3 separate regions of the Homo sapiens genome follow, and all the other regions are linked to region 3. Evidence: chromatin loops called from intact Hi-C (ENCODE). Cell type or tissue: dorsolateral prefrontal cortex. All regions are shown on one strand. Each heading gives the region's core, and the rest is flanking DNA. Links, peaks and the distances in the headings are about the cores only.

What was found. Peaks named below come from ENCODE experiments on the same cell type or tissue, not always from the same donor. Only the 100,000 strongest peaks of a DNase experiment are listed, where the experiment ranks them.
Region 1: it touches region 3 in a loop (6-fold over the local background); 14 of 110 quality-filtered maps call a loop at or near these places.
Region 2: a loop joins it to region 3, with 5 times the contacts of the local background. A loop is called at or near these places in 49 of 110 quality-filtered maps.

The regions. Positions count from the first base shown.
Region 1 is chr9:100,709,257-100,719,953 of GRCh38, forward strand. No RefSeq gene overlaps it. Among named protein-coding and RNA genes, the nearest start is that of CAVIN4, 140 kb to the left of the region's middle. In dorsolateral prefrontal cortex, for the core only: CTCF peaks have their summits at 5,557 (motif pointing right) and 5,765; DNase peaks (open chromatin) are centred at 5,565 and 5,952; H3K4me3 peaks cover 952 bases.
Region 2 is chr9:101,308,433-101,316,432 of GRCh38, forward strand. PLPPR1 (phospholipid phosphatase related 1) reads left to right here. Exons shown (of 8, transcript NM_207299.2): 5 at 779-1,029; 6 at 4,366-4,542. Among named protein-coding and RNA genes, the nearest start is that of BAAT, 73 kb to the right of the region's middle. In dorsolateral prefrontal cortex, for the core only: CTCF peaks have their summits at 3,429 (motif pointing left) and 3,629; no DNase peak of the experiment used is centred there; H3K27ac peaks cover 2,555 bases.
Region 3 is chr9:101,114,919-101,125,615 of GRCh38, forward strand. All of the region lies in intron 1 of PLPPR1 (phospholipid phosphatase related 1), which reads left to right. It also overlaps the pseudogene TRPC6P4. Among named protein-coding and RNA genes, the nearest start is that of PLPPR1, 92 kb to the left of the region's middle. RefSeq lists an enhancer at 150-651 and a silencer at 4,349-4,643. In dorsolateral prefrontal cortex, for the core only: CTCF peaks have their summits at 2,493, 2,693, 4,489 (motif pointing right) and 4,689; a DNase peak (open chromatin) is centred at 4,473; H3K27ac peaks cover 662 bases.

The DNA of each region.
Region 1 (10,697 bases), core at 1,514-9,513, 410 kb before region 3:
GCTTGTGGATGCTTCACGAAGTTCTCATGCTGTGGTTTTCAGCTCCATCAGGTCATTTAAGGTCTTCTCTACACTATTCTAGTTAGGCATTCATCTAATCTTTTTTCAAGGTTTTTAGCTTCCTTGCGATGGGTTAGAACAAGCTCCTTTAGCTGGGAGAAGTTTGTTATTACCGACTTTCTGAAGCCTACTTCTGTCAACTCGTCAAACTTACTCTCCATCCAGTTTTGTTCCCTTGCTGGCAAGGAGCTGAGATCCTCTGGAGGAGAAGACATGCTCTGGTTTTTGGAATTTTCACCTTTTCTGCTCTGGTTTCTCCCCATCTTTGTGGTTTTATCTACCTTTGGTCTTTGATGTTGGTGAACTACAATGGGGTTTTGGGGTGGATGTCCTTTTTGTTGATGTTGATGCTACTCCTTTCTGTTTGTTAGTTTTCCTTCTAACAGACAGGCCCCTCAGCTGCAGGTCTGTTGGAGTTTGCTGGAGGTCCACTCTGACCCTGTTTTGCTGGGTATCTCCAGCAGAGGCTACAGAACAGCAAATATTGCTGCCTGATCCTTTCTCTGGAAGCTTCATCCCAGAGAGGTACTCGCTTGTTTGAAGTGTCTGTCAGCCCCTACTGGGAGGTGTCTCCCAGTCAGGCTACACAGGGGTCAGGGACCCACTTGAGGAAGCAATTTGTCCATTCTCAGAGCTTGAATGCCATGCTGAGGGAACCACTGGACGTTTAAGTCTGCAGAAGCTGTTTACTGCCTTTTGTTCAGATATGCCCTGCCCCTAGAGGTGGAATCTAGAGAGGCAGTAGTCCTTGCTAAGCTATGGTGGACCCCACCCAATTCAAGCTTCCCAGCTGCTTTGTTTACACTGTGAGCTACTCAAGCCTCACAATGGCGGATGCCCCCCTCCCTCATCAAGCTGCACCATTGCAAGTTAATCTCAGACTGCTGCACTAGCAGTGAGCAAGCCTCTGTGGGCATGGGACCCACCGGGCCAGGCATGGGAGGGTACCTCCTGGTCGGCTGGTTGCTGAGACCATGGGAAAAGTGCAGTATTTGGTCAGGAGTGTACCATTTCTCCAGGTACAGTCTGTCTCAGTTCCCTTGGGTGGGAAAGGGAAATCCCTTGGCCCCTTGTGCTTCCTGGTTGAGGCAATGCTGTGACCTGCTTCAGCTTGCTCTCCATGGGCTGCATCCCCTGTCCAACCAGTCCCAGTGAGATGAACCAGTACCTCAGTTGGAAATGCAGAAATCACCCGTCATCTGCATCGATCTCACTGGGAGCTGCAGACTGGAGCTATTCCTATTTGGCCATCTTGGAAGCGACCCCCTTCACTATTCATTTTAAATACAAAGCTGATCTTAGATATATAGAAACCTAAGCTATCTTTAAAGATAAGAAAGTTCATATTTATAAAGGTCTTCCTTTCCACTCTGATTTCATGATTTTCATAAATATAACTAAACTGTGATTTGTCATAAGCCAAAGTCACAAGTTGGACTTGTAACTGCAATGTATTAAATTTATATTTAGGCATTACATCTGTGTATCACTGTGTCCTTATGTATCTGATACTGTGAGATCAACAAAGCCTGGAGAAAGTGCTGGAGACACCTTCCTTATAGTCTAGTTCTTAGAAAACTCTCAATATTCAAAAGGCATTACATTTATTCTTTAAAACATTTTAAATAAGAAATGACTCCATTAAACAATCCACAAAGAAAGCCATCTCTCTTAAAGCTTTCCATGTTCATAAAACTCCCCAAATGTGTAGTTTTTATTTGGTAATTTAATTTCTGCTGCAGATGTCTATCCAATTTATTTGCGATTTATCACCGATTTTAATTTATAGTGAAAGTACTGGGCCAGATTTGTAAAGAGATAATATTTTTCTCCTCATTTCATTCTAGATTCAATGAATAATTGGTCTTTCCCATTATTATTAATTTATCTTTGCACACTAATGCTTTTGAACAATGATGAGTTTCACAAAATTCTTCTCCAGCTGTCACCTGGAAACTTTTTGTGCCAATGTTATTTTAGATTTATGCTAATAAAAATTTATTCCAGTTTTAAGACTTTAAATCCTCCTACATTTACTTGCCAAATACACCGTGTGAGTTCTTGAACAAGTTGCCTCCTTGCATCAGTCCATTTTCATGCTGCTGATAAAGACATACCTGAGACTGGGGAATTTACAAAAGAAATAGTTTCATTGGACTTACAGTTTCACATGGCTGGGGAGGCCTCACAATCGTGGTGGAAGGCAAGGAGGAGCAAGTCACATCTTACATAGATGGCAGCGGCAAAATGAGAGCTTGTGCAGAAAAACTCCCGTTTTTAAAACCATCAGATCTCATGTGACCCATTCACTATCACAAGGACAGCACAGGAGAGACCTGCCCTCATGATTCAATCATCTCTCACTGGGTTCCTTCCCACAATATGTGGGAATTATGGAAGCTCCAAGGTGAGATTTGTGTGGGGACACAGGGCTAAACCATATTGTTCTGCCCGGCCCCTGTAAAATCTCATATCTGCACATTTCAAAACCAATTATGCCTTCCCAACAGTCCCCCAAACTCTCAACTCATTTCAGCATTAACTCAAAAGTCCACAGCCAAAGTCTCATCTGAGACAAGGCAAGTCCCTTCCTCCTATGACCCTGTAAAATCAAAAGCAAGTTAGTTCCTTCCTAGATACAATGGGGATACAGGCATTGGGTAAATACAGCCATTCCAAATGGGAGAAATTGGCTGAAACAAAGGGGCTAAAGGCCCCAGGCAAGTCTGAAATCCAGTAGAGCAGTCAAATCTTAAAGCTCAAAGTGATCACCTTTGATTCCATGTCTCACATCCAGGTCCGCTGATGCAAGAGGTGGATTCCCATGGTCTTGGGGAGCTCTGCCCCTGTGCTTTGCAGGGTACAGCCTCCCTCCTGGCTGCTTTCATGGACTGATGTTGAGTGTCTGAATCTTTTCCAGGTGCACAGTGCAAACTTTTGGTGGATCTACCATTCTGGGAGCACAGTGCAAACTGTTGGTGGATCTATCATTCTGGGGTCTGGAGGATGGTGGCCGTCTTCTCACAGCTCCACTAAGTGGTATCCCAGTAGTGACTCTGTGGGGGGGCTCCAACCCCACATTTCCCTTCCATACTGCCCTAGCAGAGGTTCTCCATGAGGGCCCCACCCCTGCAGCAAACTTCTGCCTGGGCATCCAGGCATTTCCATACATCCTCTGAAATCTAGGTGGAGGTTCCTAAACCTCAATGCTTGATTTCTGTGCACCTGCAGGCTCAACACCATGTGGAAGCTGCCAAAGCTTGGGGCTTCCACCCTCTGAAGCCACGGCCTGAGCTCTATGTTGGCCCATTTCAGCCATGGCTGGGGCAGCTGGGACACAGGGCACGAAGTGCCTAGGCTGCACACAGCATGGGGACCTTGGGCCTGGCCCCCGAAACCACTTTTTCCTCCTAGGCCTCTGGGCCTGTGGTGGGAGGGGCTGCTGCAAAGGTCTCTGACAGTTGGAGATAGTTTCCCCATTGTCTTGGTGATTAACGTTTGGCTCCTCATTACTTATGCAAATTTCTGCAGCTCACTTGAATTTTTCCTCAGAAAATGGGATTTTCTTTTCTATTGCATTGTCAGGCTGCAAATTTTCTAAACTTTTATGCTCTGTTTCCCTTTTGAAACTGAATGCCTTTAACAGCGTCCAACTTTCCTCTTGAATGCTTTGTTGCTTAGAAATTTCTTCCACCATATACCCTAAATCATCTCTCTCAAGTTCAAAGCTCCACAAATCTCTAGGGCAGGGGCAAAATGCTGCCAGTCTTTTTGCTAAAAAATAACAAGAGTCACCTTTGCTCCAGTTCCCAATAAGTTCCTCATCTCCATCTGACACCACCTCAGCCTAAATTTCATTGTCCATATCATTATCAGCATTTTGGTAAAAGCCATTCAACAAGTCTCTAGGGAGTTCCAAACTTTCTCACATTTTCCTCTTCTTCTGAGCCCTCCAAACTGTTCCAACCTCTGCCTGTTACTTAGTTTCAAGGTTGCTTCCACATTTTTGGGTATCTTTTCAGCAGTGTCCCACTCTACTGGTACCAATTTATTGTGTTAGTCTGTTTTCATGCTCCTGATAAAGTCATACCTGAGATTGGGCAATTTACAAAAGAAAGAGGTTTATTGGACTTCCAGTTCCACATGGCTGGGGAGGCCTCACAATCATGGCAGAAGGATGAGCAAGTCACATCTTACATGGATGGCAGCAGGCAAAAAGAGAGCAGAGAAACTCCCATTTTAAAAACCATCAGAACTCGTGAGACCCACTCACTCTCACGAGAACAGCATTGAAAAGACCTACCCCCATGATTCAATCATCTCCCACTGGGTCCTTCCCACAACAAGTGGGAATTATGGGAGCTACAAGATGAGATTTGGGTGGGGACACAGAGCCAAACCATATCACTATTACACGAGTCAGAATATCCTTGTCTATATAGTGAAAATGTAATACTTGTCTCCCTTCTTCAGAAAAAGGCAGTGTAGCCCAATGGTTGAGAGAAATGATTTCTGTAGTCATATGGGCCAGTGTTCAAGTCTTAGCTCTGCAACTTAATACAGTGTGACTCTGGGAAATTTCCTTAATCTTTCTGAGGCTCAGTTTCCTCATCTAGACAATGGAGAAAATAATAATACTTATAGGGTTGTTATGAAGATGAAATCCAGCCATTATTTTATGTGCTTAGTATAATACTGGGCATATTGTGTGTTTCCTCAACTAACTGTGGCATATTTATGCATCTACAGGTACATATTTGTGAAGATCAAATAAAATATACACAAAATTGGTTTATAAGTGATAAAGAGCTATTCAGATGTGCTGGCATCATTAGCTGAGCATTCTAGTATATTTTTTGAGCCCAGACTTTGAGTTAAAACCTCCTGGGGACCTGAATAAAGCAACCATTGAGCCACTAGATCCACAGGAAGGCCTACCCTTTTCCACCCTCTGTCTCTGGCCCCAATACCACCCTCCATCTACTGTGCAGCCACTGTATTCTAGGCCCTGTGCTTTGCCTTCCTTGTTATTAACCCCCACAACAGTCCTTCAAGATAGATATGATAATTCATGTTTTGTAGATGAAACGGAGCTTAGCTCTTTTAAGTAACTTGTTTTATCATTGTATAGCTCTTACATTAGGGAATTAAGGTGAAAACACAAGTTGCTCTGGTGTTAAAGTACATGCATTTTTCACCGTACCATGTCTTCAAACAACAGTGGCAAACCAGACCGACTTGTACTTTGTCCTGGATCTGACGCTCCCACACCCTAGCAACTCTAGGTACGTTGGCTTACCACTAGAGGATAGGTTTCTTCATACATGAAATGACAGTAGCAAGACCTACCCTATAGGAATTTGTAAGTATTAAACAGAAAAGCATATAGTCAGTGATAATAAAGAATATTTCTTCATATTTTGTCTTCTGGTACTTTCCATCTCCCAAGGGTTGCTGGAGAGCCGCTCCTCCTTCCCTAGGCCAGCAGGGGGCAGTAGAGACCATAAAGGATCTGACCCAACCAGGAGGATCTCCTTAACCAACTGCCTCTGGGATCCTCCACCACTGTCTGGAATCTGAATTCGATCAGGTCCTTGGTAGTCTCTGATTCTGGCTCTTGGAATAGAAAAGAAGGAAAAACCTGTTATACACAATAACAGACACAGCTATCACAACAATAGTAATCCTTAGTGCTTGCGTTAAGACTCCAAATAGAAAGTTTTTATATTATACAGGAAGCGATTCACGTTGGCCCGGGGTTAGCAGTTTCATTAACCTCATGAAGACGTTAATATCATTAGGAAGGCAGAAAGAGAAAACCTTCAACTCCTCCATTAGACCCAATTACAGAGCGCTGCTGCACAAAGGAGGCTGCTGCCGAGCTTGTCTGTGCTCAGGCTCGCAGCCGCAGTGATCCCATTAGATTGCCACTCACTGAAGTCATTAAAGCAGCCTCATTTGTGGTAAGAAACCATCATTCCCGAAATAGGTTGCTTTCAAGAAATGAATATGGGTAAGTGATAATGATGACAAATTAACACAAGATGATAAAGTAAATGCAAATGCAGGCTGGGCCAAACATTGATAGATGGAGCTGGGGGTGGTATATCCCAGTTGCTCTATTTGTGCTTGATTTCTTACAACAACACTATGAGATCGCATTATTTAAGTTTTTATTCTGATTTATCTGGCTCTGCTCCCACTTGCTGTCATGAACCCCTGCAAAGTCCTCTCTATGTTTTTCTGATAGTTCTCAAAGGCAGCAGCAGTGCAGAGCATGTCATGTGTATGACGAAGAAGTACGACCAGTTTCCACATGGTGTGCATGGTTTTATTCCCTTTCTCCTGATCTCAGGTGCCCATATACAGGGGTCAGTTACTCCCACTGGCCACGGTCCCCTCTGCTCTGTAAGGTGGCTGTTGCTTCTGCTGGTTATTTCTGTGGATGCTCTCCAGCTCTGGAGGTGCCAAACCTGTGGTGGTTTATGTGCAAGTGTGTGTGTGTGTGTGTGTGAGAGAGAGAGAATGTGTGTGTGTGTGTGTGTGCATGTGTGTGTGTGTGAAGGTATGCCTCTTCCTTTTTTTTTTTTTTGAGATGGAGTTTTGCTCTGTCGCCCAGGCTGGAGTGCAGTGGTGTGATCTTGGCTCACTGCAACCTCTGCCTCCCAGGTTCAAGTGATTCTCCTGCCTCAGCCTCCTGAGTAGCTGAGATTAGAGGCGCATGCCTCCACATCCAGCTAATTTTTGTATTTTTAGTAGAGACAGGGTTTCACCGTGTTGGCCGGGCTGGTCTCCAACTCCTGACCTCAGGTGATCCACCCATCTTGGCCTCCCAAAGTGCTGGGATTACAGGTGTGAGCCACCGCACCTGGCCACCTCTTCTCTTTTTAAAAAGAATCACATCCTCCTAGATACCCTCAACACAGTACTGAGAGGCCCCTGGGTTCTTTATGAAAATAGACCTCTTTTTGTCCACCCTGCCAATATATCATTCTTCAAGATTGAGTCTAGATATCCTATTATCCAGGAAGTCTTCCCCAAGCACCCACATTGCTATGTGAGTATCTTCCATCCCTTTATGCCCTCAAACTACTCTGCTTGCTGCTATCTTGGCATAGGATATCAACAACAGTCTAATGGGGCAGATGACACATGACTCCTTGTGGGCAGGGTATGACTTACTCACCTTTGTATCCCCAGCACCTAGGAAACTGCCTAGCCCACAGTAGGTGCTGAATCTGTGTTTATGAAGTGAGCTTATTTCCTCTTTGTCTTTGAGATTTCTTTACCACTGGTCCCTCCCCTGATCCCACCCCAGCCCCTAGCATTCTAACTTTCTCTAGTCAGCTCTTTCTGGTACCTGCCTTCTTTGGCATGATACCCTGAATGCCTGTTTTTACCTAGGGCTCTGGATTTGTGGTTTGGTTTTGAATTGTTCACTAGGTTTTAAACCAATACTTTTTTTTGGATGCTGTATTACTTTCCTAGGGCTGCCATAACAAAGTACAACAAACTGGGTGGTTTACGCATCAGACACTTGTTGTCTCACTTTTCTAGTGGCTAGAAGTCTGAAATTAGGGTGTCAACAGGGTTGGTTCCTTCTGAGGGCTGTGAGGGAGGCATCTCCAGGCCTCTCCGCTAGCTTCTGGCATTCCTCAGCATGTAGATATTTACCCCGTGACTTCACATTGTCTTCCCTTTGTAAGTGTCTTTGTGTCCAAATGTCTCCTTTTCATAAGAACTCCAGTCATATTAGATTAGGGCTCACCCTAATGACTTCACCTTAATTTGATCATCTTAAAGAACATATTTCTAAACAAGTGCAATGGTGTGATCTTGGCTCACTGCAACCTCTGCCTCCCGGGTTCAAGCGATTCTCCTGCCTCAGCCTCCTGAGTAGCTGGGATTATAGGCGCATGCCTATAATTCCAGCTGTGAATATAATATATTCACAGATACTAGGGGACAAGACTTCAACATTTTTTGGGGGGTACAATTCAACCCATAACAGATGCCTCATCTAGTAGCACCTCAATGGTAAATGGCACCACGCAGCTGGCCCAGGTTTCACCAAAGCTTCCCATGGCAGCTTCTGTTTTTCAAGAGGGAGTTCACATGGTATCCAATAGTTGCTAGTTCACTTTCCTTTTCTATATTCTCAAGGAGAATGCAGTACTCAAACTAGGAGGTATTTTTAATCTTTCACTCTTTAAGTAAACTGGGCTGTACATTTATTTTGAGAAGTGAAAAAAAATTTGCTCATTGGCATTGGCATCCAGCTAAAATCAAGTTCAGTAATGCCCCAGGCTATTCAAAGCTTTTGTGCCTGTGACCTATTTGTGGGAAGATAATGTATTAATAATTGTAATGTTATAGCAGCCTCCTGATAATATATTCCAATATTTTATTGGTTTGCTATCTCTGAAAGGACTGGGAACCCCCTGAATAATTCCACTGAGGCGGGATAATCTTAGAAAGTCTCTGAACAGCAGTGAGTCAGCCAGAATAAGCCTGTCTGGCACAATCCACAGGGATCCCCTCAAGAGAGAAAACAAAGTCAAAAGTAGCAGAAACAACTGAGTGGAAGAAGTGAAACCAGTGGAAGATTTAGCCAATTTCCATGGCAGATTTAAGTCACTGGTTTAATGTTGGTCGAAGAGGTGTTCTTGGAGTTGCCTGCATTACGTTGCTTCTCATTTCGATGCTTAGTTTATGAAACATTTATGTGTCTTTTCATGTATTGTTAGTTTCCTCCCCTTTTACTCCCTGGAATGAGAGTCACAAGAGAGGCTACAGAAGAGGTAGTAGCCCCTTCATATCTGATGCAGACATGCAAGTTTTCAGTCCCTTACTGTAAGTTATGCCTTTATGCTACTTGCTTTCAATCCTGGCAATGCCACCATAGATTCTGCTGCAATTGGTCTTGGCTGGGTCGGGGAATAGTGCTTTTTAAGAGCAGCACTGGTGATTCTAATATGTAGCCAATGTTGAGAACCATGCCCTCCATCTTTTTGGCTTGTTTGCTTTGAAAGACAGAAGAGCAAAATTAGGGGAATATTTGCAGTGTAAGGTCTATCTATATTCCTCCAGGACACACATGCCCCTCTCTATCCCCTATCCTTAACTAGGCACATTCATGAAGCAAAAATTCCCTGTACCTCATCATGGCCACGGGCATGAGGGAATGATGCTGGATCATGACCTTAAAGGAACCATGCAGCTCTATGGGCATGAAGAAGCCATGCAGTATGATGGCCATGAGGGAACCATGAGGCTCCATGGGCATGAGGAACCATGCAGCTCCATGGCCATAAGGGAATCATGCAGCTACAGGGCCATGAGGAGCCATGCAGCTTCATGTGCATGAGGTAGTATGCAGCTCCAAGGGCATGAGGAAACCATGCAACAATATGGGCATGGGGGAACCATGCAGCCTCTTGAGCTTGAGAAAATCATGTGGCACCATGTGCATGAGGAAACTGGGTAGCTCCATGTGCCTGAGGAAACTATGCAGCTCTGTGGGCATAAGAGAACCACGACGCTACATGTGCATGAAGGAACCATGCAGCTCCATAGCCATGAGGAAACAATGTGGCACCACGACCATGAGGAAACCACGTGGCTCCATGGGCATGAGGGAACCATGCGGCTCCATGGGCATGAGGGAACCATGCAGCTCCATGGGCATGAGGACACCATGTAGTATCATGGGCATGAGGGAACCATGCAGCTATGTGTCCATAAGAGAACTATGCAGCTTCATAGGCATGAGGAAATTATGCAGCTCCATGGGGATGTGGAAACCATGCAGCTCTATGTCCATGAGAAAACCATGAAGCTCCATGGGCATAAGGAAACCAAGCAGCACCACGTACATCAGGAACCATGGAGCATCATGACAATGAGGAATCCATGCAGCTCCATGGTCATGAGGGGACCATGGGGCACCATGGTTATGAGGAAACTATGCAGCACCATGGGCTGAGGAAACCAGGCAACTCCATGGGCATAAGGAAATCATAGCTCCATGGCTATAAGAACAGCAAGCAGCTGCATGGCTAGAAGGAAATAATGCAGTACCATGATAGTTGATTACTGTTCACAACTTTTAGTACATCTGGTAGTCTGAGCCTTTAGATACTGCATATCCATTTCCTAGTTGAATTAACTTTTATTTCATGTCTTTTAAACTGGGTTCTTGCCTTTTGACTGGATTGGTAAGTTACTGGACCATCTAAGCCTTTTTCCTTATCAGAAACAGTGTCTTTCTTCCTCTGTATTGTGAAATGAGTGCAAATAGCCTGAATGTATTAGTCCGTTTTCACACTGCTGTAAAGAACTACCTAAGACTGGGTAATTTATAAAAAGAAGAGGTTTAATTGACTCCCAGTTCTGCATGGCTGGGGAGGCCTCAGGAAACTTACAATCATGGTGGAAAGTGAAGGGGAAGCAAGTCGTATCTTACATGACATCGGGAGAGAGAGTGAAAGAGTGAGGAAGTGCCACAGTTTAAAACCATCAGCTCTTATGAGAACTCATTCACTATCTTGAGAGCAGCATGGGGAAGATGGCTTCCATGATCTAATCACCTCCCAACCTCAACATGTGGGGATGACAATTCGAGATGAAATTTGGGT
Region 2 (8,000 bases), core at 1-8,000, 190 kb after region 3:
GCTTAGTGGAACCTATTGTAGGCTTCTGAATTCCAGAATACAGAAGTCTGAAGGGGATACATTTGTGTTGTAAGCCCCTCGGTTTGTGGTAATTTGTTATAGCAGCAATAGGAGGCTATTGGTCAACAACATTTGTTTTTAACACTTTTCCTTTATTCTCATTTTCTGTTTCCAACATCAAATGAAACTCCAATTCAAGCAAAGTTTCTAGAATAATTTTTTTAAAAGACAATTCCATAAGATCCTCCTTTACTCTCACCTGCCATGTTGTAAATAACTCCTCCCAAGATGATTTACATTTCCAAGTAGAATCAGGGAGAAGGTATTTCGTATAGAAGGAGAGAGAACTGATGTTGATTAATTACGTAGACACCATAGCAAGTATTTTGCACGTAGATTATTCTCTTTTCCCCAAACTACCCCCTACTCCATTTTGCAGCAAAGGTAACCAAGATTCAAGAAAGATAAATAACTTATACTCTGAATGAGTCACCACTGATGTGTCTATATGACTCCAAAATTCAAATTATTTTCGTTAGACTGTGCTTTTTCTAAACTACCGATACAAAACCATAAAGTCCTAACAGTAGAATGTCTACATCAATTTGGAAGAAATGGTGATTTGGGAAGCAGGTACCACTCCTGGAAAGATACTCCGGGGAGTACTTAGAATCATTTTGATAGGTCATCATGGACTCTCACCGCTGTTTTCTCTTAGGAGAAAAATGCAATTGACAGAGTATGTTACCATTCCTAATGATTTTAAATCTTCTTATAGGGGTGTTTGCATTTGGACTTTTTGCTACTGACATTTTTGTAAACGCCGGACAAGTGGTCACTGGGCACTTAACGCCATACTTCCTGACTGTGTGCAAGCCAAACTACACCAGTGCAGACTGCCAAGCGCACCACCAGTTTATAAACAATGGGAACATTTGTACTGGGGACCTGGAAGTGATAGAAAAGGCTCGGAGATCCTTTCCCTCCAAACACGCTGCTCTGAGCATTTACTCCGCCTTATATGCCACGGTGAGTGTGCAAGTCTTGTCTCTCCTAAGTCCAGTTTTTGATAGGATGTGTGTCTCCCTGCCCTGTCTCCATTCTTTCATTGTCACTTATAGCGACTCTTAAATTTATGTATGGCATATTTCTCTACATTATGCTATTGATATACTAGCCCCCCCACACACACACTTCTACCCCACTTTCAATCTCCTGATCTGCCAGAGGATATTAGTTCTGGAATGTTTTGATAATCACCTAATTACATCCTCCCATTTACAGATGTGAAAGCAGGGTCCCACAGTATAGCTAAGATCATACAACCAGAGCAGGGACCCAGACTCCTGGTACTGTGTCTGAGATTTTCTTACCTCCCACAACAGTACTCTTTGTCAAGGTTTTCGTTGGTTTCGGAACAGCACACCTTCTCACACCTGCCTAGAAATTTGCAAGCATGGGCCTTATATGAATGACTGCTCCAACAACATGCAGACCCAGGATACACAGCTTTCCTTTGCTCTGGCACTTTTCTCCATGACTTTGCTAGGAGACAGGGATGATCCTAGAAAAACCTCAACACCCCAGAGTATGTTTCTCATTGTCCCCCAGATCGCACAGCCATTGACTGCCCCACTGGGGTATAATTTTCTCTGGTTTTCTTTTTGTTCTAGTAACAGAAAAACCAAAGTATGTCCCACATCTTAAAGAACAATGGTGTCTCTCTTATTTTCCAACTTTTTAACTGTATTCATTTTGGAAATAACTTCATTTCACTCTTGTCTGGCTTATGCATTCTTAGGACCCAGAATATAGACATGCAGAGATCAGCTCAAAGGCTCCACGGGCTGATACGATATTGCTGGTGGACATCAGGTGCATTTACCAGTGGCAGAGCAACTGTTGGCCCAAAACACCCCCTTTCCTTACTTCAACTTATTTTATATTCAGAATATGACTAGTCTGGTAATTCTCAATGGAAAGTGTGGGAATGGAAAAGACAGAAGGAAGCCTCCTTTCAAACTGTCCATTCTTCCCAAACATCTGAGTATGCCCTCAACCCACCCCCCAGGGAGATGCTACCCTTCCTGTCACTGAGTGTAATTGCAGGAGGCATGTTCTGCCTCTGCGGGAAGAAAACGGGTCTGTGCCTTCACCCCTAGGGTGGAAAAAAGGCAAAAACTCATATGGGTTTCTTATACCCCAAATGATTCTTTAATTTGTCACATAAAAACTGCATGTTCTGAATCTAATAATTAATACACAGTCATTCTTTGTGACTATGGGTCTGATCTATTTATTTAAAACAACCAGGAGCAGATAGTGCCTTTGTGTCCCATTTACAGGATCACATCGATAGGGTTATTTTGTCAACCACCAACTATGTGACATGAGTATGTGAAAAAAAGGACTTCAGCTGTCCCCACATTAAAGAAACAAGGATGCAAATAACACAGAAGCCTCAATTTACAAAACAGATTATAGCTCAGTTAAATGTCTTTGCTTTATCAAAAACAAAACCAAACCAAAAAACCTCTATGCAGGTATTTTTTTTAAACAAATAAAGCCCTCTGAAGTATCCAACATATTTTCAAATTTTCAGAATGTTGATTTTTCCTAATTATCTAGAACCTAAACAATGTATTCTTGTGCCTTTTCCTGTATTTTTTATCAGACTCAAGTCATTGCTGTGTGAAATTAATTTTTATAGTACCATTATAAAAATTATTCTGTTACTTATAATAAACTACTGTCTCAACAAATGAGATACGAAGTTCTTTGGGCAAGAAAGAAGTAAATATCATCAGCTCACACAGAATAAATGTGACTATAACATGTTCTCAAGGATTCAGATGTTATCCAATTCAAATCATGCCTCACAGACTATAGTCAGATAAACCCTGATATAAGATTCCAATTGCATAAATCTTCTGAGCCGCTATTACATGTCAAATGCTTTCAGAAATTACTCAACAAGGATTTCCTAAGTACTGGTTAATACTATGAAGAATACCAACTAACCATAGGCTCATGCTTTTAATAGTTTTTAATCTTTCTTATAGGAAAGATTTATGACAGATATAATTGGAAAACATAATAGCATGAACAACTGAATATATGCAGCATAGGTTTTAAGTAACATTTACCAGAGTCTGAAAATAGTGTAATAATATGCTGTAATTTATGTAACTGTGATGTAACCAGTTTTATAGGGAATCTGTTATATAGAAGAGATTCCTATCTTCTGGTATTCTCACCAGTGTTGAGGTATCATTCTAGAATATTAAGAATTTCTATTGTAATACTGTAAAATGCGTCTATTTTAACTTATATGTGCTCAGGCCATATACACATACTATATAAGTATCAGCATATTATTTTTTAGAATTGCTAAGCTCACATAGCACATTTGTTAAGAAATGATAGACCAATGGTGCCCTCTAGTGGTGTTTTGTAACTACTACCAAAGGTTAGCTAAAAAAGTGTACTTACATGAAAAAGGCATGGCTTCCTAACTCTAAACCACCAGGGACACATTTGCTAACTGAACCTGTAAAACGTCAGAGTCTTACCCAGCACCTCACAACAAACTAATAACAGCCGCCTACATCTCAGGTGTCATAACGTGTATCATCTTTTACTTAGCTCAGGTCTTCTTGACCTTTTGTATCTTGTGGAACACACAGAAAATTTTAATATTTTAAGAAACAGTGGAGTAAATGAATGAATAAAGCTGATCACAGCTGTCCTGAGGAATGTATGAGTCAATTTACTAGCACAGCTGAAACCTATTTATGTGATGCAGTTGTTGGGAGGTTCTAATTCAGCCTATCAACTAACTCATCAGTCAACACTTTGTTGGTATTAATCACCTGAAGGTGTGACAAAGCAACTAGGAACTTTTGGGGACACAAAAAATAAAATGTACGGTCACTTACAGTCACTCTCCTACCTGGTCTTCTCCACCAAAAGCTTCATTCCCATAGAAGGTTTATTTGGTATCTCAGACTCTCATATGGATTTCTTATACCCCAAATGATATTTAAACTTGTCACATAAAAACTGCATGTTCTGAATCTAATCGTTAATGCGTTCTTTGTGTCACTAATAACTTCTGTTGACATGTCCACTAGATTACAAAAGACTGAAGAATGTACATCTGTTCATTGTTCTTGCTGCACTGATTTCCTACCTAAATAATTTATTAAATATCTTAATGGAGTTGTTCAAGGAATACTAGTTAGTGTGGTTGCTTTGACACAAGCCCCTGCTTGTGTATGCTGGTGTATGTACCTGCTTGCTTGCATGTGTACTCATAGCACAAGGCAGCTGCCTGGTCACTCCCTGGCCTCTGTCCTATTCCAGATGTATATTACAAGCACAATCAAGACGAAGAGCAGTCGACTGGCCAAGCCGGTGCTGTGCCTCGGAACTCTCTGCACAGCCTTCCTGACAGGCCTCAACCGGGTCTCTGAGTATCGGAACCACTGCTCGGACGTGATTGCTGGTTTCATCCTGGGCACTGCAGTGGCCCTGTTTCTGGTAGGTTGACTTCCCTCTTTTTACCTTTTCCCCCTCTTCTACTCTCTGAAAAACTGTGAGTCAGGTTTCCCAGACTTCACCATCTGTGTTCCTTTCGTCCCAACCTTGTGAATTACAATTATTCTCCAAGTATTATACATGCTTTTGCTACAAAAATGATTTCAAAACACTCTTTCCTTTCAGAAACTGGATTGCCAAATTCCTTCTGGGTGGCAGGGAGAGAATTGCCCCTAGAAGTACAGCTGGCTCTACCCCTTTCAACACTGGGCTTGGGACTGGGGCCAAGCAGACTAATGATAAATTGGCACACCTTCAAACCAATCTTCTCTAAGTATTTGTTCTCAGCATATTGGGGGCAAAAGCTAAGTGTTCCTTGAGGGAAGAATAGAGAATGAAGAGCACTGGTAGAAGCAAGCAGCCTCTTCTCCAGCATCCCAAGAAACTCAACTCTAATTCCAAAGTTGCATCTCCTACTCGGAAATTTTAAAAACCCTGCAGATGATCACACCCGCCCTTTTTAGTGGGCCTCTGTTACTATTGGAACATGCCTCTTGGGAATCTTACTTCCGCTAAACTGGCTTCTCAACCACCTATCTTCCTGGAGAAGAGTTTTGGTTAATACATTTTTCTTGTATTTCTGATTATGTTTTAGTTCCCCAAATAGATGGAGGTCTGGCCACCTGCTCACCTAGGAAATCCCTTAAATTGAGTTGGAGTTGATAAAAAGAGGTTAATTTTTATTCTTTTTGCCTTCTCTTTCACGGTTGTATTGAAGTATAATAGGTATACAATAAATGACACATCAAGTATACAATTTGATCAATTTTGGCATACAACTTTCTCACCCTTCCTTTTCCCTTATCCCCAGGCAACTGGTGATCTTCTGTCATTCTATATTAGTTTGCCTTTTCTACGATTTCATATTAATTGAATCATAATGTATTTTTTCAGGTATCTTTCACCTAGCATAATTATTTTGAGATTCATCTATGTTGTAGAATGTATCCATAATTCCTTTTTATTGCTGTGTAGTATTCCATTGCATGGTCACACCTCAGAGATGCAGATTTCTATTATCTTCAAGGACTTAAAACAGGCCCAGAAAAATTTATGATGAATCATCAGGCCTGGAGACTTATACTGTGCATGAAATGAATCCCCTAACAATGTTCAGGAAGCCTCCCCAAGGAGAAAGAAGCCATCACAGTCTTGTAGGACCTCCCTCCTCCTATTCTGCCCTCTCTGGTCCAAGATCCATTTGGATTGGCATCACACATAGCTGGATTTCAGTCATAGGACTTAACACACTTCCTTTTCCTAGCCCCTCTTCCTTCCCTCCCCAATATGCAAAATACACACATGCCTCTCCCAGCCTCTAACTTGGTTTTCCAACTTGTAAAAAATCTAAGATACAGACAATGCTCACATTCAGAACATTGATTGGGAAGCTTCTTTCTAATTCAAAATGACAGGCATATCTCAGAGATAATGCAGCTTTGGTTCCAGACCATTGCAACAGTGAATATCACAGTAAAGCTAGGCACACAATTTTTTGGTTTCCCAGTGCATATAAAAAGTTATGTTTACATTATTCTGTAGTCTATTAAGTGTGCAATAGCATTATGTCTAAAAAAAAAAAAACCAATGCAGTTACCTTAATTTAAAAGCACTTTATGGCTTTAAAAAAGTGTTGACGCAGACACAAAGTGAGCATGTGCTGTTGAAAAAATGGTGCCAATAGACTTGCTGGACAGTGTTGTCAAAAAGCTTCAATTTAAAAAAAAAAAAAATATCTGCAACATGCAATAAAGTGAAGAGAAATAAAACAAAAATGTGCCAGTATTTTGAATGGATCCAGGCATTCTTCCTATAGTGAAAGATGAAAAACTAAAATGCAAATACTCTGGATGAAGTTGCAGGAAAAGCAGTGCTGAAGTCATCATAAAATCTTGATATCTCATTAGGAACTTTCCTGAGGAACGCCTTTTAAAAACATTTTATGGATACATAGAAGTTACACATGTTTCGGGGGTATGTGTGATATTTTGATACAAGCATACAATGTATAATGATCAAATCTGGGTAACTGGGATATCCATCACCTCAAATACTGTTACTTTGTGTTAAGAACATTCCAAATCTATTCCATTTATTTTGAAATATACAGTAAATTATTGTTAATTATTGTCACTCTACTGTTATAGTGAGCAGGCCTCATTTTTTCCATCTGACTGTATTTTTGTACTGATTAACCAACTCCTCTTCCCCCTATCGCCTACTACCATTCCTGAGGAATTTTTTTAAGAAGGAAAGAAAACAGGTGACTTGAAGGGAAGAGAAGGGTTTCAAAGGGAGATCAATGGTGTATAAATAGACTTTGGCTCAAGAAAAGACAAACAATGTTGCTGACCATCAGTTCTAAAGCCGCCATCCCCAGTTAGAGAGGAAGAGCCATTCTGACTGTTCCAAGCAATTTTGTAGGGTCTTTGTGGGATGATATTGGGGTTTGCTGAAGCCCCATACACAAATCCTGCTTCAACGTTAAACTTGTTTTCTCTCCATAACATGCAGCCCTGTTTCTCATCACTCAGTAACTACTCAGTCTGCTAGTGCTTTCAAGTGACTTCCCAATTGATGTCAAAATTTGTTTGCCTACAAATGGCCTTTACGTAAGACCCAGATCTGTGGTTGAATTGCTCTGGCATAAGAGAGACCACCCTGTTGGCACATGCATGTGAACACACCTCACAGACACACACAAAGCTGGGAAATGGGAGGGGAAGGATGTCCTGGAGGAGCCTGGAGGCATTCCAAAGCAGAGACTTGGAGAGGAGACAGAAAAAGAAGAGCAAACACTGAGAATGGCAGGATATCTACTGTAAATGTTCAATAGTGCTTTATGTTTGTGGTTCCCATGAGGCGGAATGTGGGAGGAAGGGGAAGGAAGTTATTAGCTGAACAAGTACCACATGCTGTATGCTTTATAGACAGCTAATCAAGTGCCCCCAGGGCAACTCTAACAATATTCCTATCCTCATTTTATAGATGAGGAAAATGAGGCTCAAAGATAAGTAACTTGCCCAATAGCCATGCAACCAATAACCAGCAGAGGGACCTGGGTCTCTCCACTCCAAAGTTTCTACAGGTTCCCCTCTTCCCAGTTAAAGCACAGTGTAGGGTCCTCGGGCGCGGTGGCTCACGCCTGTAATTCCAGCACTTTGGGAGGCCGAGGCCAGCAGATCATGATGTCAGGAGATCGAGACCATCCTGGCTAACACGGTGAAACCCCGTCTCTACTAAAAAATACAAAAAAGTAGCCAGGCGTGCTGGTGGGTGCCTGTAGTCCCAGCTACTCGGGAGGCTGAGGCAGGAGAATGGCATGAACCCGGGAGGCAGAGCTTGCAGTGAGCCGAGATCGTACGACTGCACTCCAGCCTGGGTGACAGAGTGAGACTCTG
Region 3 (10,697 bases), core at 1,290-9,289:
ATGAACTTATTCAGTACCTTTGAGAGGTGGTGGAGAGGTCTCCTTTTTATTTTGTTATCTCTTGTAGCTAATTATGTTTCTCAGCATAGTGTGAGCCCTGCAGTTGCTGGAGATGACTCTCCAGGTAACTTCAGCATGACACTCTGGGGCCAGACTGCATTTGATTTTGCTGCCTTCTCACATTCTGTCCCATCTCCACAGTACAGAAAGTACATTCATTTATGACACCTCAATCCATTTCCACTCCAAAACCCTAGTGAAACGAAGTGCCCCACTCACTTCTGGAAGATGGCTTTCTTCTTTCCAAATGGAGCTTCAGGAATGCACGGGAAAAGAGGCAGCCTAAGCATTTACATGTATCCGTGCTCCCAGGCTGATTCACACAAAGCATCAGCAACCTGCATAAATTTAGCCTGTGAGGGCGATTGTGATAGTTGTGAGAGTGATGACTGATTTCAATATGCAAGTATTTATTGGGTGCCTAAATGGGCAAACATTGGGGTTATAGTGATGAACACAACAGATGTAGTCTTATCATACTTTTGGGATTTTACTTTTAAAAGTACAAATTGCCAGTTGAGATTGAAAGATGTGTCTTTTCTTCCCTTAGGGAATATAAGAGAGGACAAAGAATTGAGCTTAAAAGAAAATCATTGATGTAAGAGACATAAAAAACCATATTGCATAATAGCCTTTTTAGCAACCGTTACTTAAAACCTGACAGTGAAATGAGCATATATACCATATGGCATGTGTGTATTATGCCTTTATCATATTACTTGAATGTACACTTAGCTGCATCCCATTTTAATGAAAGGGATTTCTTGCTTTCTTTATACTCAGAGAATTCCCTCAGATTCAACTACACTTAGCTGCATCCCATTTTAATGAAAGGGATTTCTTGCTTTCCTTATTCTCATAGAATTCCCTCAGATTCAACTAAAAGAGATAATAACAGCAACAATAATAGTAATTTACTCCATTAAAGATGACCACTTTATGCTAAGTTCCAAATAACTCTCACTACTTAACAGCAGATTTTGGACTCTACTCAAGACCTTCCAGTTTTTCAGAGAATGAGAAGAACATTCTGTAGAAGCACAAAACTTTCAAGATTCTCTAGGAATTAATACAAATCCAAATGCGGTTCTGTGGCCAAATGTCAGTTTCATCTAGAAAATCCAATAAATAGCTATAGAGTACTGACTGTCTGAGAGGCAGGCAACCAGGAAAAAACATGCGGTTAAGAGTACAGGCTCTGAGAGAATAATTATGTTTTGGGAACTATAGTATGTCTGTTATTAGATTCTAGTCTCATGAGTTGTTTTTTAAGTTTTTTTCTGAATTTAGACTAACTCTGCTTATTCATGTGAAACCACCAGTGATCTCTGGCTGCTGCTCAGAAGAAACAAAAGGAATGGGTAATGTAAAAGTCTGAATCAATATTCTAATTTTGTCCACATATTGGAATCAGGTAGCGGTCCCATATCAGCTTGGTTCCATCAGTTGCCCAGTTCATGGAAAGCCTTCTTATTTAGTTTACTTGGGATAATTTTGCTTAACTGTTGTGGGATATATTGCTGTTGTACTCTTTGTGTAGAAATGCAGGATAACGGCTTGGCGCAGTGGCTCACGCCTGTAATCCCAGGACTTTGGGAGGCCAAGGCGGGCGGATCACAAGGTCAAGAGATCAAGACCATCCTGGCCAAGATGGTGAAACCCCATCTCTACTAAAAATACAAAAAAGCTGGGTGTGGTGGTGCGTGCCTCTAGTCCCAACTACTCAGGAGGCTGAGACAAGGTTCGCTTGAAGCTGGGAGGTGGAGGTTGCAGTGAGCCAAGATTGCACCACTGCACTCCAGCCTGGTGACAGAGTAGGACTCCATCTCAAAAAAAAAAAAAAAAGTAAAAAAAGAAATGCAAGATAAGCTTATTGAATGTTTTCCTAAATTGAGCACTTATTAATCTTCCAAATATCACCTTTTGTTGAAACTCAAGATTTATGAGTGGCCCTCAACATACTGATGCTTTCTGACCAGGCTTCTCTCTACCCTGAATATAAAAGACCTTCATAGTTAGGCAGGGATATCATATCATCGTTCCTATTCAGCCTGAAGAAGTTACAGAAGATGGATCTTCATCCCTCTGCAACCCTTAGGATTAAGGGTTCTCTTATAAAAGGAAGGGGGAAAATGTCAGAGGCTTTTAAACCAGAGTGACTTTATCATGTATAGAGGCTGGGTAAAATGAGGCTGAGACCTACTAGGCTGCATTCCCAGGAGGTTAGAGCATTCTTAGTCACAGGATGAGATAGGAGGTCAGCACTAAATACAAGTCATAAAGACCATGCTGATAAAGCAGACTGCAGTGGAGAAGCCAGCCAAAACCCACCGAAACCAAGATGATGACAAGAGTGACCTCTAGTTGTCCTCACTTCTCATTATACACTAATTATAATGTATTAGCATGCTAAAAGACATTCCCACCAGCACTATGACAGTTTATAAATGGCATGGCAATGTCAGGAAGTTACCCTATATGATCTAAAAAGGGGAGGAAGCTTCACTTCCAGAAATTGTTCACCCTTTTCCTGGAAAACTCATGAATAACTCACTCCTTGTTTAGCATATAATAAAGAAATAACCATAAAAATGGGCAGCCAGCAGCCCATGCTGCTGCTCTGCCTATGAAATAGCCATTCTTTTATCCCTTTACTTTCTTAATAAACTTGCTTTCACTTAAAAAAAAAAAAAAAAGTACAGGCTCTGAAATCACACATGTGAAAGAAAACCTTAGGCAAATAGTTTAATTTCCAAAGTCTTAGTGTCCTTCTCTTTAAATGGAGATACTACCTCTTTCAAAAGGCAATTGTGAAGATCAAATGACAACCTGCACCTAGCACAGAACCTGGCACATCTGAGCACTCAATAAACATTCCTTGATCCTACCAGTATTCTCATAATCACCATAGTTTTGTCTGACTCCCTCTTTTCAAATTAAGTGGTACTCTGGGATATTGGGGTTAACCCTGTCCAAGGGCTGCTTTGTTGGACACTGTCAGTAGAGACAGAATGTGTAAGTTTAGCAGTATTTTCAAGTAAAAAGCATAAAGGAACAATTCAGATGGTAGCCAATGGGTGAAAGAAGATAAAATAAAATATTCAGAGAAATTACCTAAGATACAGTGCAGCTGCTATAGCTTTGATTTATGACTAACATCCTAGGACAGAGATGGGGAGGAAGCTGATAAACAGAGGCTATGACCTGCTGTGGGCAATAATGTTTCAGGATCTCAGGTGCCACTTCACAGATGGGACATAGGTGTTGCCTGGTTGGGTTCTGAGTATCTGGGTTTAGTGGGGCTGAGCTGAGACAGCCAAAGAGAAAGCACATAAATATCCAAGGGAGAGAATGTGTCTGGCTTCAGACCTTACAGATCAAAATTGTCTTTCCAGATAAAGGTCTAAAAGAGAGAGCTGAATAAATCAAACAAGAGGTGACGAGAAATTGAGGAGGAAGTGAAGCACAGAAGATCTGAGACTGATATCTGCACTGGGAAGGGATATCTGGAACTCTCTCTCTCTCTCTTTCTCTCTCCATGGGTTCTGGGGTTGCACATTGGTTGAGATAAAGATGAATTTCAGTTGGACCAGCAGATATTGGAGAATGATGAGAGCAGCAGTTAAGGAAGGTAGGGGAAATATTATGGAGCCTACTTTAGATCATGCTAAGGGGTTTCTATTTGAGCCTGTAGACAATGTTGATCAGATTTCTGTTTTACAAAGACAACCCTTAAATGCTTCACCTTATCCCCACAGTCCTAATTAATTGTCTTTGCTTCTCATTCCCACACAGCTTGGCTCTTGCCACATCGTGACTTATTTTTTATTTTTTTTCTATGACTATCTTTCTCCTTCCAACTGTGAAATTTCTTGAAGGCAGACCCTATGTCTTTGACTTTGATGCCATGTTTTTTTTTGTTTTGCTTGTTTGTTTTTTAAGACAAAGACATGGCAGGTAAAATTCAAATTTGGATGACATCCATGAAACATGAGAAGTTCGTTTCTAGAAGCTCCTGAAGGACTTGGGCTTGGGGCTCAGAGAGTAAGTTGCTTCTCTCCAATACTAAAATCAAGCCCCTGGGAATGGGCCAGCCAAATTGGACATGCAGCACCAGGAGCTTTCTGAGAGTATTTTTCTATTTCTTTTTCATCTCTTTTCTCCCCAGCCTTACCATGTTCTTGTCCACAGAGGTCAACATATGTTTAGTACATGAAAGGCGGATACCTCTTCTTTGAAGAGTAATTTGTGGACAGGGCCTTCAGAGTAGTGCTTTCCCTTGTGTTATGGTATCCTTGTGTTCCAGGGTGGTAAGCTGCTTTGGCAATGTGGCAGCCCACTGGTCTCCTGGGAGATGCTTCAAGAGTAAGCCATTTCACACCGTGCTGCCTGGGGAGCTCAGAGCAAACCCTGGCCATCAGATATGGCCAGTGGAGGGCAGCAGAGGGCTGCAGAGCATGGTCCAGTGTCCCTCTGGAGGTGATGGAACTATCAGGACAGGTATCTGCATGTGAGAGTGCAGGATTGACAGGAAAATGCCTATCAGCAATCAAGAAGAACCAATAGATTCTTCGGAGAAAGATCAGGCTGTAGAGATATTGAGGAGCTGGCACCTTGAAAACCCTGAAGTAGATTAGGGAATATCAATGGGAAACTAGAAACTCAGCATGTGGAGTAAGGACCAGCCTAACACCATAACAATAATACTTCTGCCTTCTGCAGATCACCAGAGGCCAGAGCTGGATGAGATGCCTTCCAGAGGACCTCGAAGATAACCTCAATTGGCCTTTTTGCCCCTCTATCTAGCTTAGAGAATGCAGTGGCTCTGGGCTCTGGAATAATAATCTCCTCCCCATCCTTCTTCACTTCCCTCCCCACCCAAACCACCCATTTCTGTCTCATCTGTGGTTTCATACTCAACTGTGGAGGCTAGTGCCATACATAGGTGAAAACTCAGGTTATCAGTGGCTACTCAACAGCCTCACTAGTGGCCAATCTAACCTCACTTTACTGCCATAATTAGAAGTTAGCAGGTGTTTCTACTTTTAGCCTCTGTTTTATTGGCTTTGCTTACTGGCTAAAACAGGTCTTGGGATTCTTTCTGTGGCTGATTAAGTCACACATCTTGACACCTAAAGTGATGTTCCAGCCAAAATATATTTGCACATGTAATAATAAAAATAATCATCTGCCACATATGAGAAAGAGACAGAAATCTCTCACAATTTATTTTCCATTTTATTTTTACTCCTGTTAGCACCTTCACTCTAGCCAATGGAATCCGTTGTTGTGAGTTCCTATTGTTAGCCTTGATGGCTAGATTTGCTGATATTACTGGCATTAGGCTTTGCAACTTATTTCAAGGAAAGATAACATTTGGATGTCCACATTTTTGTTCAAGGTCACTGGCCAATTGTATCTTATCAATGTCTTTATCCTTGTATCATCTATATTTATTACACCTTAAGGAAGCATCATAAATATCCTTATTGGCTAGAGCCTCACTTCCTTGTGAGGCATCTTTTTCAATGACTTATCCTTGCCTTTCTGTTCATAGTTGGTTAGCAACAGGTGCAGTTGAATAAATGGGTGGGTATGTGTCTATAAGATAAGTGCCATCTCCTTCTTTTATCTTAAGATATTTCCATTTCTTCAGCTAAACAATGGAGATGATTACACCACCATATGCTCCCCTCCTTCAACAGATGTAAGTGTGGGGTCATCACCAAAGAAAGGGTTTGAGGACCAGTTACTCAGCCACACATCCCAAATGGCTTAAGAATCTCTGTATTCTGGAAGAGAATATGGCCCTATGAGGGCCTTCCTATTATATCCAGAATTTAGTGACTTTTTCTTCCTATTACCATAATCACATCCATTGCATTGGACATATGGTGGCTTAGAGGACAGAATTAGAATTAATCAGTGAGTGGCTATTACAGGGAAACAAGGACTCAACTTAAATAGCATTTTCTAAGTTAAACTTGCCTAAAGATTGATGGGGCTGATTCACAAGGAGGTGAACTATAATCCTGGGGGTTTTAGGTAGAGGGGAAGACCAATTGTCACCACTGGTTCTCTCTGATGGCCAGATCAGATTCTTTGTAAAGTCTTCTGTAGCACTTGGGACACATAATAATTACAGGCTTCTAAAATGGGTTTCTAACAAGTTACTACTGTTACCTGAAATCATAGCCAGCAGAATAGTGCAATGCATTTTAAAAACAATATCTAACTTCTTTTTATCAGATGAGGAATATATTAGCATTCATTGAGCTCCTATGTATCAGATATTGTGCTAAGCACTTTACATCCTTTAATGCTTGCAACAACCCTGTTAGGCAAGGGTTATTCTTTTCATTCCACAGGTAAAGAAACTGAGACTCAGAGCATTTAAGTCAGTTGTCTAAGTTCACATCATAGTAGAACCCAAATCTGTAGCCAGATCTCTCTGAATAGCTGTCTTTTCAACGCACCAGGCCACCTTTTATGAAGAAATAAAGGCTATGCTGACCAAAGCTCTGTTCTCCTGAGTATTACCATGCATTTTAGTTGCAAATAATATTTAATACAGTAATACATAATCAAGGAGTATTTTTTTTGTCAATGACTGCAGGGTAAACCTACCTTAGCTTCATTCTACATTCACCTCAGAATGTGTGTATAGTCAGTTTTCACACTGAATGTCAGCAAATGGAGTGGATATGGTGCTCAAAGAAGGCAAAAAATAAGTGATCATCTTAGATTTACAAGAGTTGCAAAAATTTTATAACCAGCTATGCTGTAAGAATTGTGAGTGTGGTCAAGTAAGACTAGTGAATTCTTCCAGAAGGTAGCAGCTTTTTCCCTTGCTATTACACTGGCTGAGTATCTACTCTTCTTTAGATATAGGATATGCACTAGGGAAGCTGTTTGAAGACTGATTACAAATGTGGCCATGACAATGTGGTTAAGTGATTTCATTAATATGTAGTTTAAAGAACAAAAAGGCCAGTGCCACACCAAGGAACATGGAGGTAGCATTTTCCAATACTGTCTAGAAAGCTGGAGCATGTCCAAATAGTTAGCCTTTGGGTATTTATTTCCTTTGTATGAAAACAGACATTGAAACTTGCTTTGTATTCATTTGTTTTTCAGGTTAGTTATTGCCATTTGCTTTGAACGTGTATAAAGGGATTTTTCAGAAGTAGCATGTGAGCTGTAACAAGGAATCTTATCTGGCAATCTTCCCTGATCTGTCACTGAAGGCTAATCTCACCACAGGAACACTGTCATACATCATAAAGATATATACCCTTTCCAGGCATTTTAAAACATATTTATTTTTCCTTCGTTTTACAAATACTGACTGTCTACAATTGTTGGTTTTAATAATATTACCAGCAAACAGTTAATTGCACTTGCTGTGTGCATGGCATGGTTCTAAGAGCTTTTTATCTCACAAGAACTCTGAGATGAATCTCATTTTCCAGAAGTGGAAACTGTATAAAGCTTAATTTTTTTTCTTAATAGACTAGGAAAAAATAAGGTTAATCAAAATCTCTGCAAGCTTTAAGGTTGATATTTAATTTAAAACAAAACAAAAACAGTTTCAAAGTAGTATATTCCCAACGTTATCTGTAGAGTCATATTTATTGTTCACCTTAATGTTCAGTCATCACTAAAGATTTCTGTAGCTAATCAGAATCAATGGAGCCACTAAATTTATTGTGAAATAAATGACATCCCTATGAAAAATACTCTGTTCTAAATATGACCCAGGACAAACTCTGAATTAGAGCTGTTGCATTTTGTATACTACTGTACTTCCATCTTCATTAACACCTAGCCAGTCTTTCTTCTAACACCTAGTTAGCAACTGGTTACTGTCAAAGACTGCTGTGTTTCAGTTCTGTCCAGAGGAGCTAGATCTGTATTTGTCTACATCTGTTTCCAGAATTGCAAGTAGTAACTTTTAATATAAATAGCTTTTCTTAAGTACAATGTTTTGGGGCCTCATAAAAGCACTCTTCCCTTAGACCTGAATGTAACATCGGTATGGTAGATTCACCTGGGCTTGTGCCAAGGAATTACTGTTCTGAAGCTTCTCAAGGTCTTTGTTATAGATGGTTCTCCCTATAAGCCATATCAATATATCTCTATATTTTCAAAATCCGAAATACTGTTCTATGCTCTCAAATTGATACCAAACATTAAAAATCTGAAAGTCCTCCCAAATTAGGAATATTGAATAGCTCTATCTATAAGTTAGTCCCGAACTAACTTATAGAACTATAAGTTAGTGTCTTGAAGACACTAAGAAGTAGAATATTTTTATGGTTAGGTCTCTGAGCTTGGAAATCAGATGGCCTGAGTCTGATCTGGCCTGTATGGGCAACTGTGGGTTACCATAAATGTAATGTGTCCAGTGATAGATGGGTGCTCACAGGATAGTAGGGAGCCCATGGAGAGGGGTTGTTGGGGTGATCAGACCCAACACCAGGTCGTGGGGGTGATGAAGTCTGGCGGAGTCAAAGGATTGAGAAAAAGACAGTTTGAGAAGTAAAGTGGGACCAGGGGGCCATTGTGATTGTGGAGGCTGTGAAGGCCCTGAGCTCTGGGAGCCCACACTATTTATTGGTAATCCAACAAAGAAATAGGTGGTGAGAATGTGGAGGTCAAAGGGCACGTTGCTTTAAGCACATGATTTACAGCTGGGATGGCTTAGCATTTGCTCTGCTACTTGAGATAATGGAGAGCAAGTTCTTTTAACTCAAAATACAATCAATGCTGGGAGAGCAAGGAGCCAGCAAGTCTAGACAAATTCCAGAGCCACGAGCCCTGGATTCTATCCAAGTCACGAGGGATTTTATGCCCTGGGCTTAGATTATAGTGCGTCAGGGTAGCCTTCCACCTTTAGCACAGAGCTTGGTGTTCCAAAGGCCACAAGGGGTTTTAGACCCTGGACCTCAGACATGTTCCAAGACTCTTTTACATTATGTCAGACATGCAAGCCCTGCCTCAGCTTCTCCCGACACTCAGCTTTACCCAACATGCCCCCCTTCTCTTTTTTGTAAAACAGAAGGTATTATTATTACTATCATTATTACTAGCTATCATTATTTCTAGCATAAAAGGTGGCCTCTTTTAATTGAGCAAGGCACTTTCATGCTCTGCAGCCTTTAATTGCCGGTTGGTGATCCAGCTTCATTTTTCTTAGCCCTTATTCAAACTGGAGTCGCTCTGGTTTGAATACTTCCCACACATCTCCCCTTTCCCTTTTTCAAGAGGACCCTTAATTCTAGCGGTTGCAGAAGGATGAAGGTCCCTCTTCTGTAACTTCTTCATGCTGAATAGGGGTGATGATACTCCTGCCTAACTGTTCAGTTCTCTTGTATTCAGGGTAGAGAGAAGCTCAGTCAGAAAGCATTGGTCCATTAAGCATCTGTAGGTAAAACCCTGGTGCTCCAGCAGTTTTTCAGCTTCCTGTGCGGTTTTCTTGATCTGTTCCCATGTCATGGGGATTGCACCTACATGGTTCATTCATCTCCTGCAAAAACACAAGCATACCCTCACCTCCATATTAGTAAATCTAATGAAACAGAAGCAAAAACATTTTTGGCTGTAGCCAGGAGGCCACTGATAATGAGAAACAGGCCCCTTCTAACAGAAGGCACAGGGAAAGCAAATCAAGGCTTTTCAAACCTTCAATTCACACCGTACAGGTGGGCCCACTAGATGCTGTGGCTCAGGATAGATCTTCAGATGTTTCGTGGGCACCCACACAGGCACCTGATCATCACCTGAAGAGACTCAAGTAAATCCTCTTCCCCATATAGTTATCTTTCCTTTTTCCCAGCTCTTTGTATATGACCATATTTTTTTCTAAGGCCTGCGGCCTTAAGATGAGTTAACGAATGGAATGCTTGTGCCAGCAAAGACCGCAGAAACCAATGCATCCACCCCTTGATTAAGTTTAGTTAAAGGACCAAAAGGTCCTGGAGAGAAAAGAAAGAGCATTTTTATCCTTACCTCCCTCCCCTCCATTCCTTTTATATTTGCCCTTTGAGCCATAGCTAATTTCCATAATTCAGAATGTTCTTGTCTGTCCCTGCAAATCTCTGCTAGTCTTTGCTAGTCTCTACTTTTGTACCTCTTTAGGGCACTGACCTTATATTGCTAGTCTTTGCTTTTGTACCTCTTTAGGGCACTGACCTTATATTGCTAGTCTTCATCTATCCCTATCTGTCCCTGTGGTACCTGTTAGTTCCTGTGAGTTCCTGCAAGTCCCTATCTCTATTTATCTCTATCTCTATTTATCTCCACTTTACGTACTTGTCTCTACTTTACTTACTTACTTGTCTCTACTTTACTTAACTTACTTATCTCTACTTACTTACTTGTCTCTACTTACTTACTTGTCTCAATTTATCTCTGCTTACTTACTTATCTCTACTTACTTACTTATCTCTACATCTTTCCTGGAAACCTTTTTTATGACCCTGGGTAGAGCTCAGAAATCCATGCTTTAAGCTTCAGCAAGAGACAAAACAGGGACCCTGGACCCAGCACCAGATTGAAGGGAATAGGAAGTGCTGTCTCCTGCCTAAAGCAGGAAAACCAGAGTTAGGCCCTTGCAAATTTCCACTCCACATCAG